Regions from separate parts of the Homo sapiens genome. Here region 2 is linked to region 1. Evidence: chromatin loops called from intact Hi-C (ENCODE). Cell type or tissue: lower leg skin. All regions are shown on one strand. Each heading gives the region's core, and the rest is flanking DNA. Links, peaks and the distances in the headings are about the cores only.

What was found. Peaks named below come from ENCODE experiments on the same cell type or tissue, not always from the same donor. Only the 100,000 strongest peaks of a DNase experiment are listed, where the experiment ranks them.
Region 2: a loop joins it to region 1, with 2.3 times the contacts of the local background. A loop is called at or near these places in 76 of 110 quality-filtered maps.

What each region holds. Positions count from the first base shown.
Region 1 is chr4:77,379,803-77,390,302 of GRCh38, reverse strand. No RefSeq gene overlaps it. Among named protein-coding and RNA genes, the nearest start is that of CXCL13, 220 kb to the left of the region's middle. In lower leg skin, for the core only: no CTCF peak of the experiment used is centred there; a DNase peak (open chromatin) is centred at 4,728.
Region 2 is chr4:77,430,192-77,440,691 of GRCh38, reverse strand. No RefSeq gene overlaps it. Among named protein-coding and RNA genes, the nearest start is that of CXCL13, 170 kb to the left of the region's middle. In lower leg skin, for the core only: no CTCF peak of the experiment used is centred there; no DNase peak of the experiment used is centred there.

The DNA.
Region 1 (10,500 bases), core at 1,152-9,151:
GTGAAGCAGCATATGAAGCAGGAGCACTTAGCCTGAGGCAGCAGGTGAGGCTGTCATCTAAGGGAGCTTGAACAGCCATTCTCCTTGGGCAAGGTGGAGGTGAACAGACACCAGAGCAGTATTTACGAACACCCAAGTCACAAGGCAGGAGTGTGGAAATTTGGCAAAGCCAAGGGACCTGGAAGGCACTAGGCCAAGGATGCTTCAGTGGGGGACAGAATGGCTGTGGGAGGTCAAATAAAACTAGGCCAGGGTTTTCTTTTCTAGCCTGTGAATTATCCAATACACAGAATTCCCCAAGAGACAAGTGAGATTGTAGTAAAGACTGGACTGTAACCCAAGGATCCAAAAGTCTAAGCTCCAGACTACAATTTAGAGGAAAGTTAAAGGACATATCTGAAAAAAGAAAAAGCAGAAGTCTACATCAAGCTGTGCCCTTCATCCAGGTAGAGACTGTCTCCCTCACAGTTGTCTCTAGGTCTCAGGGAAGCCAACCATCACAGATCATCTATCCTCATGCTCACTTGGAAGAGAGCACCAGGGAATGGTCAGGGGCTAGGACTTGAAGCACTTCCTCCTCCTGCTGCCCTGGAACCATGCCATCCTGACCTGATGCTACAGGGGCTAGCTATAAAGTAGCCAAAGACAAAGTAGAATTTACCAGTAAAGTTGGAGCTGAGAGTAACAAGAACTGTAGCTTCCAGAATGGTCATGTGGTAGGCATACAAACGCGGTCCCCTCATATCTGTAGCTAACACCTGCCATGGAGGGAGGGAAGGAGGTGCCTAGGTTATAGGATAAGTTCCACTCTAGGACACCATCACGGGCTTTGAGCTCTATATTGGGGCTCCCGACTTACATTCAACATGAAAGTCAGTTGTTCTGAAGAACTCTACATCCAGGATGAATAAGACCTCCCTGGATGTGTGCTGCACAGCCCCTGCCCACGGTAGATGGGCACTTCATTGTGCCAAGTGTCAACCCTCATCCTCTGCAGGCTGCCCAGCTTGAATCTTCCCCTCAGAGTGGTGGACAGTCCAACCTGCCCTCCCCGGGTCCCTCCTACTTTGGGGATTGAGTGGCCCCACATCCATGACAACTGCCCCAGTTCTGGCTAGGGTCACTATTGTGACACTAGCTGCTGCCACAGCTGAACCTGCCCCTGCCCTACCTCTGCATACCCTGGAGAGACTAGTTCCCTCCACCAGGTGATGCAAGAATCCACTTGTCCACTCCCTGCCAGTCTGATGCCTACACAGCCCACATTGCCCATCTGGCCTCCATGCTTACATGAGTACCAGTTCCAGGCAGTAAGAACCATCTCAGATTGTTTCTAATTTTTTATTCTGCTGAGGGTTCAGGTCCAAGTAGAAGACATTCATATCATAAGGCAAGCAAAGGGTTAAACTACTGCTGTGTCCTGTGAAGAAAACTTTGGATTTTCTCTCCCCAACCCCATGCCTGTGAGAAGACTGGAACAAGACTTCTGCCTGGAGACCTACCCCAACCCGAGGAGCCTGGGATAAGGATCCTATAATAGCTCTGCTCGAGCCATCAGAATCCTTGGATAGGTTTTCAATGTAGCAAACTACTGAGGGTAAAGATTGAGGATGGATTTAAGACACAAAGTCCTACAGCCTGGACCTACCTATGACCAAGGTTAAGAAAATGAATTTTCCCTGTGGTCCAAACCATCTGGGACATGGAGACAGCATGAACTACTTTGGTCAATTTTGTAAGCTGTAGAAGTGACATGTGGGAGGCCTATAGACTGCACTTGCTATGTGTCATGAAATTGTTCTGAAAGTTTAGTTTTCTGCAAACAAGAACCTCATTAGGTTATGAGAGTGAAAATGGGTATGTAGTGGTCTCCAACCTGTCTAGTCACTTCATAGCTTCTGTCTCTCATGTCAATCATCTAATACCTAAAGCTCAGATTCCATCTGGAGCTCAGTAGGAAAGGTAGGGCCAAAAAAAAGCTATGCTGAGCATATGCATGTGTTAACACAGGCCAGAGATTAAAAAGGGTAGACAATTCCACCAAATCACTGGATTTGGAGGGCATAGGAATGCTCCAACCAGATCCCCTTCAAAAACATGTTGCCCTAGCTGCTTGAAGCACTGTCAGCAGCCTCCAGTCAACTTCAGGGTTTGCCTCAGCTCCAAGGGCATGCCCTTCCCATGCAGCCCCCATCCAATCACTGACTGCAGCAGACACATAAAGATCAGCTATTTCAGGCCACCATGGAACAAGCTGAAGGGCCACATGAATACCAACACTGGCTAAGGCATTGCTGGGCCTGCACTGCAGTTAAGTGCTCCTGTCACCCAATCCTGTTTCCTTTCCCATCCAGGATAGGATTTGGTCTCTACATACCATACTTCCTGCCAAATTCCACTTCAATTTTTATTCTAAACAGTCTAATCTACAACACAGACAAAAGGGCCTAGAGAAATGCAGTTCCTCTGTTCTGTGCCCAGAATGCCTGTTCATTACAATGAAGTCCTCCCTCAACTCTCAACATTCTCCAATTACATGTTCTGCCCAATTCTGGCAACTCCATGATCTGTCATGGTTCCTAGATGTCTCTAGTTTCAGTATTTGCATGCCAACTTTTCTACCTCATTATGGCACTGGATTGCAGTGATTTTACCACTAACCATGGTTTCTTGCCTAGTGTATGGCTCTTCAAGAACACGTCCTGTGTGGCTTATTTATCCAACCTAACACATATACATCTAAAACCTCCAAGTTGGTTCTACCTCCTGGAATTGGTATAAAGTATTGCCCACTTTATCCTAGATAGCACCCAAGTGGCTTTACACATTCAGCAACATTAGGGAGGATTCATACTTAGAGCCAACAAGCTAGTAGTAGGAAATGAAGGACCAGATATTCATCTTCCCACCAGTAGAGTCCTCAGAAAAAATTATAGAAAAATCAGTAATGTCGCATGCTTCGAGACCTAGTTGTAGATACCATTAAATTTACATAAGCAGAAAATGTATGTGTAACAAAAGCCACTCAGTCAAGTCAGAACTGAGTTTCAAAACTAGACTAAAATCTGAGCTTAATTACCTTAAGATGTTGTTTGCCTATAAATTCCACGTATCATACCGACTAGAATCCCAAGAAAGTTACATCATACAGAACTCTAATAACTTCCTTAACTAGCATAAAATACTCTCTTAAAACACTCTAGCTTCTCTACAAGAACCAAAAGCTGACTGAGTTTGTTATGAACCAATGTACTATAGACTTTCTTTGCTATCTCAGGTCACCATCTGTAGTCATTGTTATGTACTGGGAAAGTGTTCTAGGCAAGAGACACTATGCAAACAGAAAACACACAAAAATGACCCTGTGGGTGCTCACCAGCAAATCCAGCTGCACATGAGCGCAAGGAGGATGCTGATGGTCTTCCATGTGCTCTGTGTTCTCACAAGGCCTACACCTTATGCTCACATTGCTTAATTCACTGCACTTTGTCACTGATAGTCACATAAAGGGAAATATTAAGTAAGCCTAGGAAAGCTCATGTTTGCATAAGATTTGTGAGCAATAAAAAATACAGGGTAAAAGCATAGAAGTCTCACTAATCCATACACTTACACCTTCTGAGATGCTGTTTTATGCACACAAGAGAAACGTGCTCACATGATGGATCTAGAATACCAAGGCCAGCCTGCTTTCAACTTTGAGAATCAAACTATTTCCAATGTATTTTTCATCCCTTTATTAGAAGGGCCAAGATACTAAGGCAGGTATATGCTGCTCAAGCACAAGTCCCTCTGAGAAACATGCCATTCTGTGACCATCTACTCAACCAAGGTGCTTATTATTGACCAAAGAGCTGACTCTGCCTCTCTGGATCTTTGCTCTGTTTTAATCTTTCCGCATCTGGTCCCCCACTGAGATCTTTCTCCAACACCTACTCTGGATCATCTGCTTTGAGACAGGTTCCTTTTACCTTCACCCATTTCCCTACCAAGAAGTGCCTCTACCCAGGGCTGTATGCCCAAATTTATTTTTCAAAATGCTATCAAAATTTGACATGGGAACCTTCAGAATGAAGACCCACGGAGAAACAGAAAACTTTCTATTTTCCTGCTTAGGTTTAATGATGTATGAACAGCCATGTAGGACTGTAAATGGTCAGAGATATATGACCTAATGCTAATAGACTGAGTTGGGAAAGCCACCTAGGCCTGTCTAGATTCTTTGTCTCTGGCATTTCTTCCACCTGGGTTGGTGGCAGGACCCCTTGTGGAATGAGGGTCTCATAACCTACTATTAGTCAAGGTAGGTCAGAATTTCTTCATGGCCAGTCCTTACACAGAAAGGCAAGGAGAAAGTGAGCAATCTTTCCAGGTTTTACAGCTGGCCTTGGGGAAGAGGGCTTCTAGTTTCTATGACTTGCCTTGAGGAAGAGGAAGTCTAGTTTCTGTGACCTGTCTTGGAAAGAACAAACAGGAGACAGAAGAACAGAAGGTCAGAGACTGACTGTTTCTGATACTGCTTCTGAGGCCTTCCTATCTCTTTTAGTGCAAAGTACTTATCAGGCCAAGAGGCCACTCACTTGTCCATTCTTTCTTCCCAGAAACATCACTAAGAAGCTGCTCATTTGAGGCCCCAACCCCTCTCCAGGCTTTCTCAGGGATCGTTGGCTCTGAGTATGGATCCTCCTTGAAGTCACTGAATGCGTAAAGTTGTTCTGCTGTGTGAGTGCTGCCCTCTTCTGGCCAACACAGTGAATCAGGTTTCAGAGTTTCTGCCCTGGCAGTTTACCTTTGGGACTTGTCTGATTCTTTCACACCCCACATGCACTTCCAGAAACCCTGGGAGGGATGCACAAGACCACTCATATCTCGTGAAGCATAGAAGTCAGCGAGTCAGTTTCTAGCAGTGTCCTGTGGTCTCAGATACCTCATCCTGGACTCTAAAGCCATCTCCCTCATACAGGAAGTTAAACTCATGATCTGATACACTTTGAGCCATCCAATCAAATAACCACTGAGAGGTCCACAGAAGTGCTGTTTAGCTTTTTAGTACAGACTTGCTTTCACATGGAGACCTCTGTTGAGTGAGTCCCTGATTAAAAAGCAGAAATAAACTCTTGGTTCCCCAAAAAACAAAGTGCCAAGTGCCAAGCAACCTTTACCAAGGTCAAGGCTCTAACTTACACACTTGCCTGCCCCACAATATAAAAGATGATCAATTTAGAAGCAAAATATAGAATGTATAGCTGTGCCACAGAACAGTGATATCCTATTCCATAACCCATAACACCAAATATGGCTCACTAGCACTCCCCCAGAACATGCAGGCATAGCCACTCCCCCAGAACATGCAGGTGACTGCCGTAGTTGGCAGGTCAAGCCCCCCCATCCCCCATCACTCAATTATAGGCCTGTCTATAAACTAGGAATCTTGTGACATAGTTTAACTCTGCATACAAATTGGGGACATTGAGACAAGGGGCTAGAAGGCAAAGCTCTTATACATCCTACAAGCCTGAGTGTGTTTGGACATACCTCTCATAGAGCTTTAAGCCTGGGAACTCTTATTAGGGAACTGGGAAAGATGAGTCTTCATGTTCAACTCAATACAGGGAGTCTTGTGAAACAGATAAAGGTCTAAACTCACAGCAGATTTCAATCCCATCCTAAAGACAAGAACAATGAAAGGAAGTTTCACTTTTTCCAAAGGAAGAGGGCTTGAAGTGAGAAGATACCATCTGAGCAAGAAACCTATTTCTGCCACCATCCTCAGCGCAACACAGATGGGTATTTCTTCCTCATTGTCTTGACCCTTGGCTCAAGGCTTTGTGAGCAAGCCAAAGCATTACTGACCAGTACTGGGAATACCAGGGCCAGCCTGCTTTCAACTTTGAGAATCCAAATGTATTTCCAACATATTTTTCATCTCCTTATTAGAAGGGCCAAGACACCAAGGCAGGTATATGCCTAAGTCATACAGCAATATTCTTTATGAGTTTTAGCTTATATCAGCAAAACTAGTACCACTTTGGGATTAAGAAAGACATACTTGTTAAATTGCTAAGTGAGAACACTATTTCCAATTCTAAAGCCTCTTGGCTATGCTCTATGGCTATGACACCAATAAAAATGCCTCCCAGGCCCTCATCTTTGAGGAAAGTAATTGACAGCTCAAATTAATCTGCTATGAATCTACAACAGAGGCCCATGGCCCGACCACTTGACCAGTAGACCAGATGCAAATGGACTGCAAAGTCAGACAAAGAACCCTGAAAAGGTGTGTTCATGTAGACATGTAAATTTCATTTCACATGTGAAGACTCACTACAGAGCACCAGCCACAGAAACTCACCGAGCCACCCAAACAAAATGACTGCCAGTTATCAGCCAACTAGCAAATGAATACAGGCTATAGTGGCAACAGACATGGAGGCTACACAGGTGCCCAACAGCATGTAATGCCAATTTCTAGAGACAGTCTAGTAACTCTGAATGTGCAGCTCTTTAGACAAATGTTGCATCCCCATATAGCACCCTGATAAGGAGACCAAAAAACCACTTGTTAGCAAGTTGATTACATTGAGCCATTTCTATTCTAAAAGAGTCAGCCATATAGACTCACAGGAATAGACAACTATCTTACTATGAATGTCCCTTTCTTCCTTGAGGAATCTCTACCACCACTACTATCTGGGATCATTTGCAATGCTCCTTCCACAGGCATGCAATTCCACACAGACATGTCACCAATAAATTGGAATCAGAAAGAAGTGGTACAGAATGGGCTCCTAATCATGAGGTAACCTGGTATCATACAACATCATTCTGAATCAGGTGACTTCAGCACTGAGAGACTCAGAAAGCCATGCAGCAGCACTGAGTGAATGTGCTCAGAGTTTGGAGTGCCCTTCTTCATGATGCCATAGTACATTACAGAGGTGCTGTATCCCCAGTAGAATGATTACAGGGATGCTGCAACCTACAGTTGAGAAGGAAAAATGGTCTCATTTTCTACTGCTTCAAGTGAGTTACTGGTCACTTTGAGTCATCCTTGTGGCAGGGCAACAGAATGACCAGCAGGAGACTAGGCACCCTGGAGCAGTAAAGAACATGAATGGAACCCAAGTATTCCACTTGAGTATCTTATTTCTCGTCCCATTGTAACTGGGGCATTAAGTAGCCCTATCTTAAGCATCTATTCACTAGAGGTTGAAATACCTCAGGATGAAGGTGTGGATCACACCACCAGATCAGCACCAATCCTCAGCTGAGGCGATAGCTGAGTGCAAAGGGAATTCAGGGTGGATTTTGGTGGTGGAAGAGGAGAAGTAGTTGTGAGCCAAGACCCACTTCAGCCACAGCAGTTGCATTTCTTCCCCTAACATCTTCCTGTATAAGTTTCCTCTCAAAAATAGAGGCCTGTGGACATGGAGTCACTGCTCTGTGAACTGGTGTAGGGAAGTAGATCTGTGCAGCACAGGGGCCAACTGTGGGTCCATTAGAACACCACACTTCCTAAATGCTGCTTCCAGCTGATGCTTCAGTGCAGCTGGGAGACTATGGCAGGCTCATTTAGGACACTTGGAACTCCCAGTGGGCAAGTTGGGCCCTGGGACTTGCCATCTGCTTTGCCAAAACACTTAGTATTGTACTCCTCAGTCTAAGCCACTTCCTACCTGACCTTTCTTCTTTCCTTGAGAAGGTAAGACGTGCATGCATTGTGGTTTGATCCTCCCAGACTCCTCCAGCTCCCTCCTCAATTTCTGTCCCCGGGCTTTCTTCCCACCCTCAAAGCTTTTGAACATCCAATCCCACTTTGGTATCTGCATATAAGAGGACAAAAGCTAGCAGTCAAGATGTTTCATTTTAATTAAAACGGATACACTAAATTCAGGCGTGAAAGCAAGCTTGAATATCCCTTAGACACTCCGAAGGCTACTCCATTCAAAGGGAGACCATCTAAGTCAGGGAGATGACTAGGCCCATTCCTCTATTACCCTAACATGATGGATAGTAACTGTACTCCACATCGATGTGATATCTGAGGTATACGAATTCTTTCTTCCAAACAATAATCCTTACCCTCTTCCAATCCTAGTATTTCAAGATTTGTCAAGTTACTACCTCCCATTTGCTCTGGGCCAATTATTTTGGATCCCAGTTCTGTTCTTATGTTCTACTATGAGCAGTATCTTTCTACCCTTGACTCAAGTGAACTCATGACTTTCCTTGGTGAGGCTCTCTACTTATGGCTTCCATTTATGCCTCACAGAGCACCTCATCAATGAACATCCAGAACAAAAGCAGCCAGAGGAACCCAGACTGACCAGAGTGCAGGATTCATGTGTTTTGATTAAAGGATTGTTGAATTCAGACTGACTGGGACCCACATAACTGTCAAAATATGTTCTTTATCATGATGCCACTCAGCTAATCCTCCAGTGTGCATGCTGCTGCCATTTCATTTAAAGCTTCTACCAAACATTGTTAACTGACTTGTTTTTTTCTGAATGTCAGACTCAACCACAGCAGCAAGAATTTCAAGGAAAATTGGATTTTCACATTGGTTCTAGTCAAAGAGGAACCTGAGAAAACAGAACCTAGTGTTTCTTCAACTGCAGATGTTAAGCTAAAGAAGCCTAGACAAAGTTTATCTTCCTCAAATGAGTAAATCAAAGTTTGTCCAAAACCAAGTCATAAAATACCAATCCCCACTTGCCAAATGTTTTGCCCCCCACCAATAAAGTGAAAAGATGAGGTACAACATTTTGCAGAACTGGTGCCAACAATTTACTCTGATGACCAATGGACAGAAAACAGGTTTGTCAGAGACTTGTGCCTCTGCTTACAGAAAGCAAAACTATGTGTGAGGCTCATGGTGGAGGTATGAAGGGTACTCCTGAAACACAGGGGGCCAAATTGTAGTCTTATTTGATTGGCAGTGAACAAAACAGCAAGGCTTCAAAAAAGATGAGTAGGGGAAGGGACTAATAGATTTGAGGTTACAATATCAGCTCGGGACGTCATGTTGGCACCACATGCAAGAATGACTGCAAGACCTAGTCACACTAAGGCTATAGATTCACATTTCATTCCTTCTTAGAAGACTTCTTGATGCAACTTTCTAGATCAGGTGATGGTGTATGGTCCACAGCAAACCCCTTTCCACAGACATAAAGGATTGGGTTTACCTAGTTTCATGCATGTCAGTCTCAGGAGAACTTCTGTTACCAACCTGCACTTTCCCATCCCCAGACCTAGAATATGCTATGCCTTGAATGTGCTAAGAGGATAAAGATGAAGAGATCAAAGACAATGGGGGAAGGAAAAGAAACATAGTTTTAACACACCATGGGAGACTATAATATGCCACCCCAGAAAATCTATAAGCTGAAGTACATGACTGTGAACAGAAGGCAATGAAGCAGCAGATAAGAGAGAGTTCATTCCTTAAAACAATGTATCCAGCTTTACTTACTAGGCTTTATCTACCATGTGTTTACTCTCCCACAACTTGCCATCCCTGGAGACTCAGGGTCCTGTTCCATTGTCTTTCCACTTCTCTAACTGTACTACTCTTTGTGTCAGAGACCACTCATCATCCAGCAAGGCCTCTCTGTACTTTATGCCTCCCACAGCTTCGACTCCCTCATGCTTATGTTTTTGAGTTACAAGTAACCCAGCAATGTGTCATGAAGCAATGTGTCCAGGGAATTCAGCAATGAATCTGAAGAAGGACTGGCAGATCTACACTGACTGCCCCTCTGACATGCATTACAATGGTCTTTGTTATTAAAAAAAAAAAAAAAAAAAAAAAAAAAGCCTGGGGAGCCCTCTGGTCACCAGTTATCATAAACAGAGACCTTAAACCAAAGCATATAGTCATCTGGATACAAGCTTTCAAGGATAAAAGGAAACTGAGGCAATTGAACCAACTAGAAGGTTAAAGATATTCCTGAGAACAATATGCTAGGTATCGAGAAACTAACCTAGATTCCCCTGAAGTAGTTTTCTGCCCATTGCTGGCTTGTCTCACATGTGACATGCTTCATTCTAACTTCTAGTCATTTCTTCCAGTGTTTTGTCATCCTAGATACGTATTTTATCCTCTTTTCCTTGTTTCCTGCCTAGTGCTGGCTCCTCACTGAGGGAATTTGTGTGTCTTTCACCTGTCCAGTCCAAGCAGACAAATGTCTTGAAAGCCAAAGTTGGTTCTACCTCCTGAATTCAGGAAAAGCCTTGCCCTCTGTGGGTTTACCAGTGGTCTAGATAGAGTCCAAGAGCTGGCTTTATACATTCAGGGAGGCCAGAAAGGATCCCAACACACAGCCACCAAACTGGTCAGGGTAGAGAAGATGCCAAATATCTATCTTCCCATCAGTGAGGGGCTTGGAATTCAGTCATTTTTCTCTGCACTGGTATATCTTCTGTGAGACCTGAAAAGATATCCATACATATTCTGCTTATGTAAATTTAGTGTGTATGAAAAACACAAAAGAT
Region 2 (10,500 bases), core at 1,241-9,240, 50 kb before region 1:
TTAACCTAAGCCTACACAGGGTCAGGATCATCAATATCACTGTCTTCCACCTCCACATCTTGCCCCACTGGAAGGTCATCACAGACAGTAATGTGCATGGAGCTGTCATCTATGATAACAATGCCTTCTCCTGTAATACCTCCTGAAAGACCTACCTGAAGCTGTTTTACAATTTTAAGAAGGAATACACTAAAATGATACAGTAAATATATAAACCAGTAACAGTTATTATCAGGTATTATGTACTGTACGTAACTTTATGTGCAATACTTTCACTTGACTGGCAGTACAGTAGGTGTGTTTACACCAGCATCACAAGCATGCGAGTAATGCAGTGTTCTATGATGGCTATGATATCACCAGGCGACAGGAATTTTTCAGCTTCATTACAGTCTTATGGGTTCATGGTTATATATGTGGTCCACTGTTTATACAATCGTGTACCACATAATAATGTTTCATCAAATATTGCCATTTTTCCTTGCAAGCAAAATGCATGACCAGTATACTCTCTGAAATTCTGCCTATTCAGATTTTCTTTCCCCGTTATCTACAGGAATGTCCCAGAAAGGGCTATCATGCTGAAGCTGTCCACTTGTGGATAGTGCCTGCATATTGTGCAGAACCATCTGTAAATCAGGCTCCAGTCGTCCCTTCCTCTGTCAACTGATCATAGGGTACTCCTCATGAGGCACAGGTATAGGTTGGGGGAGAGAAGGCAGTGTAGCAAGAGTAGAAGCAATGGACGTTTGGGCCAATTCAAGTAACTTACTTGTGCCTTCAGGACCTACTCAGGCCTGACCACATTTACACCACTATTTTATTGAGTGCTGCTGCACATACCCAACTTTATGGTTTAGTGGGTCAAGTAACACCCAATTCAGTTTGCATGGTTAAGAAATAGACAAAGGACATTAGTGGCCTTTGGTCAATTGTTCAATTCCTACTAAGGCCCAATGGCAGGCCAAGAGTTTTCTCCAAAGGAAAGTGGTTATCTGTGGATGACAGTAGGGCCATGCTCTAAAAGCCTAAGGGCCTCTGCTATGATTCACTTACAGGGGCCTTACAACAGCTCCAAACAGCATCACTATCTGCCACTGACACCTTGAGTACCATTCAATTTTTTGGATCATATGCCAAATGGCAGAGCAGCTTGAACCTGCTGTAGAGTCTTTTGCTGTTCTGGGCTCCACACAAAATGAGCAGCTTTTCAGGTCACTTGGTAGATGGGCAATTTTAATACAATGAATGAGGAATGTGCTGCCTCCAAAAATCTAAGTAGGGTATATGGTATCATCTATTGCTCCTAGGTTACAAACCTGTATCACTTGTTACTGTACTGAATACTGTAAGCAATTATAACATGATAGTAATTATATATTTAAACGTTTAAACATAGAAAAGTTACAGTAAAAATATAGTATAGTTTTATGGGACCACCACCATATACGTGGTCCATCATCGACCAAAAAATTGTCAGGTGGCACATAACCGTACATAAGATTTATCAGTTCACACGATTATGGAAGCGGAGAAGTCCCATAACAGGCCATCTGCAAGGTGGAGACCCTGGGATGCTGGTAGTGCTGCTTGATCCAAGTCAAAAAGCCTCAGAACCAGGGAAAATGGTGTCATTCTCAGTTTGAAATTGGAGACCCAAGAACTTGTAGGGCCATTGGTCTAAGTCCCAGAGTCCAAATGGCAGAGTGCCTGGAGTTCTGACATCTAGGAACAGAAATAGGGTGTCCCAGCTGAGAAAGTGTGTGTGAAAGACAGAGAGTGTGTGAAAGACAGAGTGTGTGAAAGACAGTGTGTGAAAGACAGTGTGAAAGGCAGAGTGTATGAGAAAGCGAGTATGTGAGAGAGCGAGTGTGTGAGAGCGAGTGAAAGACAATGTGTGTGAAAGACAGTGTGTGAAAGACAGAGTGAAAGAGTGCACGCGTGAAACAGTGCGTGTGTGAATGTGAAAGAGATAGTGTGTGAAAGACAGAGTGTGTGTGTGAAAGAGTGTGAGACAGAGTGAGAGTGTGAGGGAGTGTGAGAGCGAGTGTGAGAGCGAGTGTGAGAGCGAGTGTGAGGGAGTGTGAGAGGGAGTGTCAAAGACTGTCAAAGAGGCCAGGCATGGTGGCTTACACCTGTAACCCCAGCACGTTGGGAGGCCGAGGTGGGCGGATCACTTGAGGTCAGGAGTTTGAGACCAGTCTGGTCAATGTGGCGAAACCCTGTCTGTACTAAAAATGCAAAAATTAGCCAGGTGTAGTGGTGGGCGCCTGTAATCCCAGCTACCTGCGAGGCTGAGGCAGGAGAAGCACTTGAACACGGGAGGCAGAGGTTGCAGTGAGCCTAGATCATGCCACTGCATTCCAGCCTGGGTGACAGAGTAAGACCCCACCTCAAAAAAAAAAAAAAAAGAGTGTGAAAGAATGTGTGAAAGAGTGAGAGAAAGAGTGTGTGAACAAGAGAGAGTGTGTGAACAAGAGTGTGAAAGAGAGTGTGAATGAGAGCATGTGAGTGTGAACGAGAGCGTGTGTGTGTGTGTGTGTGTGTGTGTGTGTGAAAGAGAAATAATTCACCTTTCCTCTGCCTTTTTTCTCCGAATGGAATGGGAGAAAATATTTGTAAATTGTATATCTGATAAGGGGTTAACATACAAAGTATATAAAGAACTTAAACTCAGTAGTAAGAAAACCACCAGGTTACAACATGGGCAAAGGACCTGAACAGACATTTTAAAAGATGACATACAAATAGCCAGCAGATACATATATATTTAAAAAATCAACATCACTAATTATCAGGGAAATACAAATTAAAACCACAATGAGATGTCACTTCATGCTTGTATTAGAATGACTATTATCAAAAAGACAGAACATAAGTATGGGGAAAGATGTGGAGAAAAGGGAATCTTTGTGTACTGCTAGTGGGGATTGTAAACTGCAAAATGGCTGTAGTACAGCCATTATGGATAAATTAATACTCATGTTCTCCAAAGAGACAGAACTGGTAGGATACACGCATGTGTATACATATGAGGGGGTTTACTGGGGAGAATTGGCTCGATTACATGGCAAATCCCATGACAGGCTGGGGAAGAGAGAAGGCATGAAAGCTGGGGAAACAGAAGCCAGTAGTATGGCTCAGTCCAAATCCGAAAGCCTCAGAACCAGGGAAACCAACAATGCAACCCTCAGTCTGAGGCCAAAGGCCCAAGAGCCCCCAGGAGGCAGCTGGTGCAAGTCCAGAGGCCGAAAAACCTGCAGTCTGATGTCCAAGGGCAAGATGAGAGAAGGCAAGTGTCCAGCACAAAAAAAGCCAGAAGATCCAACAAGCTGCTTGTCCCTTTTCCGCCTGCTTTGTTCTGGCTGCCCTGGCAGCGGATTGGATGGTGCCCCACCCCCCACACTAAGGGTGGGTCTTCCTCTCAGTTCACTGACTCAGATGTCAATCTCTGATGGCAACACCCTTACAGACACACCCCAAAATACTCTACCTGCCATCTAGGCATCCCTCAATCCAGTCAAGTTGACATCTCATATTAACCGTCACAATGGAAAAAGGTATGGAGGATCCTAAAAAAGTTAAAAGTAGAACTACCATATGATCCAGCCATCCCACTATTGAGTATTTATCCACAGAAAATCAGTATGTTGAAGCGATATCTACACTCCCAGGTTCCTTGCAGCATTATTCATAGTAACTAAGATATGGAATCAACCTAAGTGTCCATTAATGAATGAATAAAGAAAATGTAGTAAGTATACACAATGCAATATTATTCAGCCTTACAAAAAGAAGGAAATTGTATTATATACAACAATGTGGATGAACCTGGAAAACACTAAGTGAAATAAGCCAGACACAGAAAGATAAATACCATGTGATCTCATATGTGGAAACTTAAAGAGTTGAACTCAGAAGCAGAGAGTAGAATAGTGGTTACTAGGGGCTGAGGTGGGGATTACCAAATATATGCTAGTCAAAGGTAAGAAGTTTCAGCTAGACAGGAAGGGTAAGTTCAAGAGATCTATTGCATAGCATGGCAACTATAGTTAATATATTGTATATTTCAAAATTGCTAATTTTAAATATCCTTACCACAAAAAAGAGAGATAATAGATATTTTAGATTGATTTAGCCATTGTACAAAGTATACAGGTATAAAACATCACATTGCAACCCATAAACATATTTTCGATTAAAAATAAATCTAAAAACTTGTAAAGCAAAAATTAAAAATCCTTAAGTGTAAGAACCAGAGGGCCTCTTTGGCAGCTTATCAAGAGGCCCTCATCTCCTACAATAAAAGAGTAAACACAGCTCAACAAAGAAGTGAGAAAAACAGAGCTTCGGTGGGAAATGAATGTGCCCAGCCAGCTCGTGTCTGTTATGTTCAGGTCAGGACCTTGATGGGGAAAACTGGGGGATGGGGACATCTGGATGGATGCCTGAGAGTCTTGGCTCTACAGACCCCCTGAACCCTCAGTTTACAGAGGCGGCTTACTCTTCCCTAGTAAGTGCTAGCACTTCCCAGTAAAGGCCTATGTCACCAAGGCCTGCAGGAATGCACTGAGCATGGGGCACCAGTACCACTCAGAAGTTCTATCTGTTGCAATATGATCTTGTTTCAGGGCCAGCGTTGGCTCTCCTCTGCAGACCAGGGCTAGGCTCATGTATATCCACATGGGCTATGGCCTTCCCTAGGAGTCAAGGACTCAGACTTCCCATAGATAAAGGTCTGGGACACCAGGCAAGCTCTCTAGCCCAGGAGAAGTACTAAGGCAAGGGTGAGGATAATCCTGAGTAGGCAGTAGAGAAAGAAGAAAGCCATGTATGGCCTCAGGACCAAGTGCAGCAGTAAGAGGTAGAGCTAATCCTACTAACTGCTCTCCCCTACATGCACTTGACATCCATCTGAGTCTCAGTTTATTCCAACCTGTGATGGCATTGAGATGGTAGCCTGTTTCTATATGGTGAGATGACGTCTACTTCATTGGATTTTCGTGAAGAGTAAATGAGCTTATATACATGGTACATAGTATACATATGTTTGGCCTCTTTATAGAATGTTTTGTCATCTATGTCTCCTGTTACATGGAATTCCCAAGCTGTGCCTCCTAATTTAGTGAAATAGTACCCCAAAATGAAGGTACTGCAATCGTGAGCAATGATAGAGGGGTCACATGGTTCTGAACACCAGCCACAGAGGCTGCTGACAAGTGAATCCTGTCATCCTGGTTCAATTCCCTGCTTTAGAAGCCGCTAGATAAGTTGATTCTGAGAACCAAGATGTTTCTGAGAAGCTGGTTGTCATTTGTGATTGTTCTACATCCTTCTCCCAAGATTTTCCTTTCATCATTTTAATGCAGCTCTTAAACTTGAGTCATGACAATGATCAGCAGGCTCTCATGAATTTTGCTGCAGCAAGGTGTTGGTCAGAAGTTGGTAACATTCAATCCTTTCCAATTTGTCAGGTTCTCTGAAAAGCAGAGGCTGGGAGAAAGGTTTTGGAGTGAGAGGTTTCCTGGGGGTACTGCCTGTGAACAGTGAAGGGTGAACACAAGGTCAAGCCAGTGCATTAGTTTCCTCTTGCTGCCATAGCAAGTTACCACACTTACTGGCTTAAGACACTAGTTTATCATCTTATGGTTCTGGATGTCCGAAATAAACAGGTTTCTCTGAGCTTAAAAAGTCAAGGTCTTGGCGGCAGCCTGCGTTCCTCCTGAAAGTTCTAGGGGAAAATCCACCTACTCACTTTCCAGCTTCTAGGGGCTGCCTGTACCCCTTGGTTTGTGACCTTGAATCATTCTAACCTCTGCTTCCTCTCATTCTGACTGATTATCCTATCTCCTCTCCTTTTCAAGTACCCCTGTGATGCCATTAGACCCACCCAGATAATCCAGAATAATCTCATCTGAAAGTCTTCAACTTAATCACAGATGACAGTTCCTTTTACCATGTATAGAATACTCGCAAGTTCATGGGATTGGAATGAACATTTTGGGGGCATTATTCCACCCATCATAGTGAGGAAAGCCTTCAGGTGGCTGTGCAGATCTAAAGTGGGGAGGAGGACTAGGCATAGAGACTTCAGTTCTGAGGCCGATCTGACAAAGTCTCCACCAGTTAAAAATCAGCAGAGTCATGTATTTTGGCAGAAATAGTCTCTAATTATAACTACCAGACTCAGTCGTTGGCTGGAAGCTGCCCACGAAGACCATGACCTTGGCTTGAAAGCCCAAGTGGATCCGGAAGGACAGCTGGAGGCTTTCCACCATCTGCGCTCATAATAGCTGAATAAGAAGTTTTTCTATGAAGGGAGATCCATGTAGCATTTTCTATGGCCACATCTTTAGTGACTGCACGAATTGAAAGGTACATAGGGATAATAACAAACAATATGGAAGGACAATCCTATGCTAGATTTGTTACCTCTGTTCTTGGATGTGTTACCCAGCATGAGTATCAAAGGGGTTTTGCCTAAGAATCTACCCTACAGAAATAGGAGCACAGAGAAGCAAGGGTATGTTATGTTTCTTCACTGCATCATTTTTAATTGCCAAGGAGATGGACAACCTAAATGTCTGTCCGTAAGGCAAACACTAAGTTCCAGTTCATTCATACTATAGAATACTGTGCACATATTAGGAATGAGTGGATCTTTATTGATAAATTGCCAAGATACATCAAGTATAGATAGGAAATTGCATAAAAACATAAGTTATCAGCACTTTTGTGAAAGCTTGTTCTTCTACTTAAAGTATTTTTAAGTAATCTTTTAACAAGCAAGTGGGATGGAGAGGTGGGTAGTGAGAAAAGGACTTTGAATCTCAAGAGGAATATGTAAGACTTTCTACCAAAAAACTGCTTTTCTATTTCTAAACTTTTAAAAAGCAACAAACATTCTGATGGCTGCCATGAATGTTCACATTCTAAAGTTATTTTCAGCTAGGAAGTCAACTCCAAATAATGGAAAAATAGAAAACTATGATTTATCTGGTTGTACCCTTGGCATAATGCCTATTTTTCCATGAGACCTCAGCAGAATTGCCTGAGAATCATGAGGGGCGTTTCTTTAGCCGACATCACTGTGAATTTCCTTGTATCACCAGAAGAGGGCAAAGGTGGATAAATTATGGGACAGCTGACACTAAAGGCTCAGACTTACAGAAGTCACTTTCATTTTCCTCTGCAAGGCTGGAACTGCTGCTCTTGGCATTCTTGAACCTTAGAAGTGGTATCAGATATTAAGAGGGTGTATCATGCAAGGTTTAACCAGAGAAACAGAACCAGGAGATACATATTAATACATGTTGAGATTCATTGCAAGGACTTGTTTTATGCAATTGTGGAAGTTGGCAAGGCAAGCCCATTATCCACAGATAGGGAAGGCTTTCAGGAGGAACAGGCAGGAACTCAGGGGCTGCTGAAACTTCTGACCACAGCAGAATGTCTTCATTAGGGAAGCCTCAGCTCTGTTCAGTCCTTTCAAATGATTGGATTAGGCCCATAAACTTTTCTGGGAGAATATCCCTTACACTTCAAGTCAACTAATTGTGAAGTTTAATCATACCTACATGACACTTCTAAAGCAACACCTACATTAGTGTTTTTAGAACTGGGGACAGTGGTCTGGCAACGTAGGCATATCAAAAAATCATTACAGTCTACCCTTATCAACTTGGCACCCTTAGGCCTCACATTAAGACACAGTTAATCTCCAAATAGATAGTCAATTCTGCCTAATATAATACAGCTGTCCCGTGTACAACTGAAAACACAGTAACCCTTTCCCCAAAAGAGGGCGCAAGTTTACTTGGGTACAGTTTACTCTTCTTTAATATGTGATAGCTTGAATACTACCATAACAAATACTAGGTCAACTAGTATTAACATTTATATTAGACTGTAAGAAGATGAGACACAAATAGTTACTCTATATGCAAACATTCCTAACAAATATTTGTAACTGTCAGTGTCTTTGTTTCTACAACTAGTCAGATGGTCAGAGCTAGTATTTATAACCACCTTCTGCCAACCCCCCCTTCCATATTTCCTTTACCTCCAGTAAGTACTTCAGCAGGCTGTGGTTCTTTGCCGTATTGGGTAACCCAACCTTTCATTCCTGAAAGGTGTGGACCATTAGCAATCCCTTCTGAATGGAGTGGGTATGGTATTCACTTGACTGATCACAAGACATGGTGGTGCCAAGAGACACCCTAAGGGATCTTGGGTATTCCAGGCATATTAGACCTTACCTCCTTGTGTAGCAGTCCAGTTTCCCCTTGGTTGTCAGGAACAATCGCCCTAACCAGTACAGCAACTCCTTTACTTTTGAATCAGAGGTATGAGGCAGCCGGCCATCTCAACTTTAACAGAGTCATTATTTTGTCTCCTGGTAGAGTCATTCCTCCCTTAGGCTCTGCTGTCTAGGGGTCTTAGTTCCAAACTCCTTGGGAATAAAACAATTTAGTAGATCACTAGGGGATAATAGTAAAGTTATTTGTATTTTCACCCCTTAATTCTTACACCCTTGAAACCTGGTTATGGGAGAAACAGTTATATTGGACAGTGATTTAAAGACTACATAGAATCCTAGAAGCCTTAGCTTGAGCCCTGCAAGGTATTGCCAATAGCTGACGCCGTAATTTAGTTTTCAAAAGGCCATTTCCACCTTTCAGGCCAGTCCACATACCTCTCCCTGATACCTTATTGTATCCAGTTTTCTAATTTTATTCCTTCTACACTTGTATTCCTTCTACACCCCTGACCATTCAGCCAAAACATTGGCCACAGCTTAGGAACTATTACAGATTCTTACCTCAGGCCCTTTCCCCTTCCAGGCAAAATGAACAATCAGGTTTACTGTTCAAAGTTCTGGCTGCAGAAAGGATTTTCCTTCATCAGCATTCTTTAAGGATGTCCCAGAAATAGGCTGTAGTGCTGCAGCTGTCTACTTGTGATGCCTGTATATCATGGAGAGTCATTTGTAAACTGAGCCGGAGTTCTCTCTTCTACAGTCAACTGCTCATATAAAAATCTTCATGAGCCCATAGTTATGAGCTGGGAGAAGGTAATGTAGGATGGGAACAGAAGCTCTGAACATTTGGATCAATTCCTCATGCAAATTGGGCTTGTGCAGACCTTGAAGACACAATCTCAAATATACTGCTCCCATTTATTAATGAAGTGCTGCTGTGTATATCCAACTTTGTAACTGTGGGGCATACACTACCCAGTTCCTCATGGGCATCTCAGGTCACACAACAACTTGGTGACACACGATTAAGCATTCAGTCTCTACAAGGTCCTGTAGCAAGCGAAAAGTTGTTTCTAAAAATAAGTTATCCACAGGCAATAGCAGGGCTTGCTTAAAATCCTGACTCAGTGATTTATCTATGGGAGGTCTCCTCAAGGCTTCAAACAGCATCCCTATCTGCCACTGATACTTTCATCGCCACAGGATCTGCTAAGCCATATGGCCAGTGGCAAAGCACCTTGAATGGTAGCAGAGCCTTCTCTTGTTCTGGGACCTATTCAAAGCTTATAGCTTTGAGTAACTTGGTAAGTGAGCTGGAGTAGCATACCTCAGTAAGATATGTTTCTGCGAAGATCCGAGAAGGCCAATTAGGCATTGTGCCTCTTTGGGCAGTAGGAGGAGCCATTTGCAATAAACTTTTGCCTTAGATGTACCTAAGGTGCCCCATACCACTGGGCCTTTGGAAATTTCACTTAAGTGAATGCCCTTTGATTTTCGGTGGCATTTATTTTCTAGTGTCATGCAAATGTCTTAATCCTATGTCTAGATTAGTTACTACTTCCTGATCACAAGGCCCAATCAGCATATCATTAATATGATTAACCAGCATATATTATGGAAAGGAAATGTAATCAAGATCTGTGGACTATGACATAGGGATAGAGTTGATACCCTAAGGTAGAATCGTGAAAACATATTGTCATGCTAGCTGAAAGCAAATTGCTTTTGATGGTTTTTACTAACAGGTATAGAAAATGTATTTGCCAAATCAATAGCTGCATACCAGGTACCAAAAGGTTGTATTAATTTTCTCGAATAACAAATCACATCTTCAACAGTAACTAGAGTCACCACTTGACTAAGTTTGACAATCCTGAACTGTCATTCTCCAGAATCTGTCTTCTGCATAAGCCAAATAGGCAAGTTAAGAATGTGGCAAGAAGCAGTATCCCTGCAACTTTCAAGTCCTTGATATTGGCACTGTTCTCTAGAATATGGTACTGCTTTTGGTTCACTGTTTTTGTAGGTAGAGGTAGTACTAATGACTTCCACTTAGCCTTTGCTACCAAAAAGTCTTCATTCTACAGGTCAGGGAACACACAAGGGGATTCTATTAGTTGCTGGGTATGTCTGTTATAAATATACATTCCAGACTGGGGGAATAACCACAGGATGAGTTTGGGGACCCACTTGACCCACACTGTGAATTGACCCTTAGCTAAAATTCTATGACCTGACCT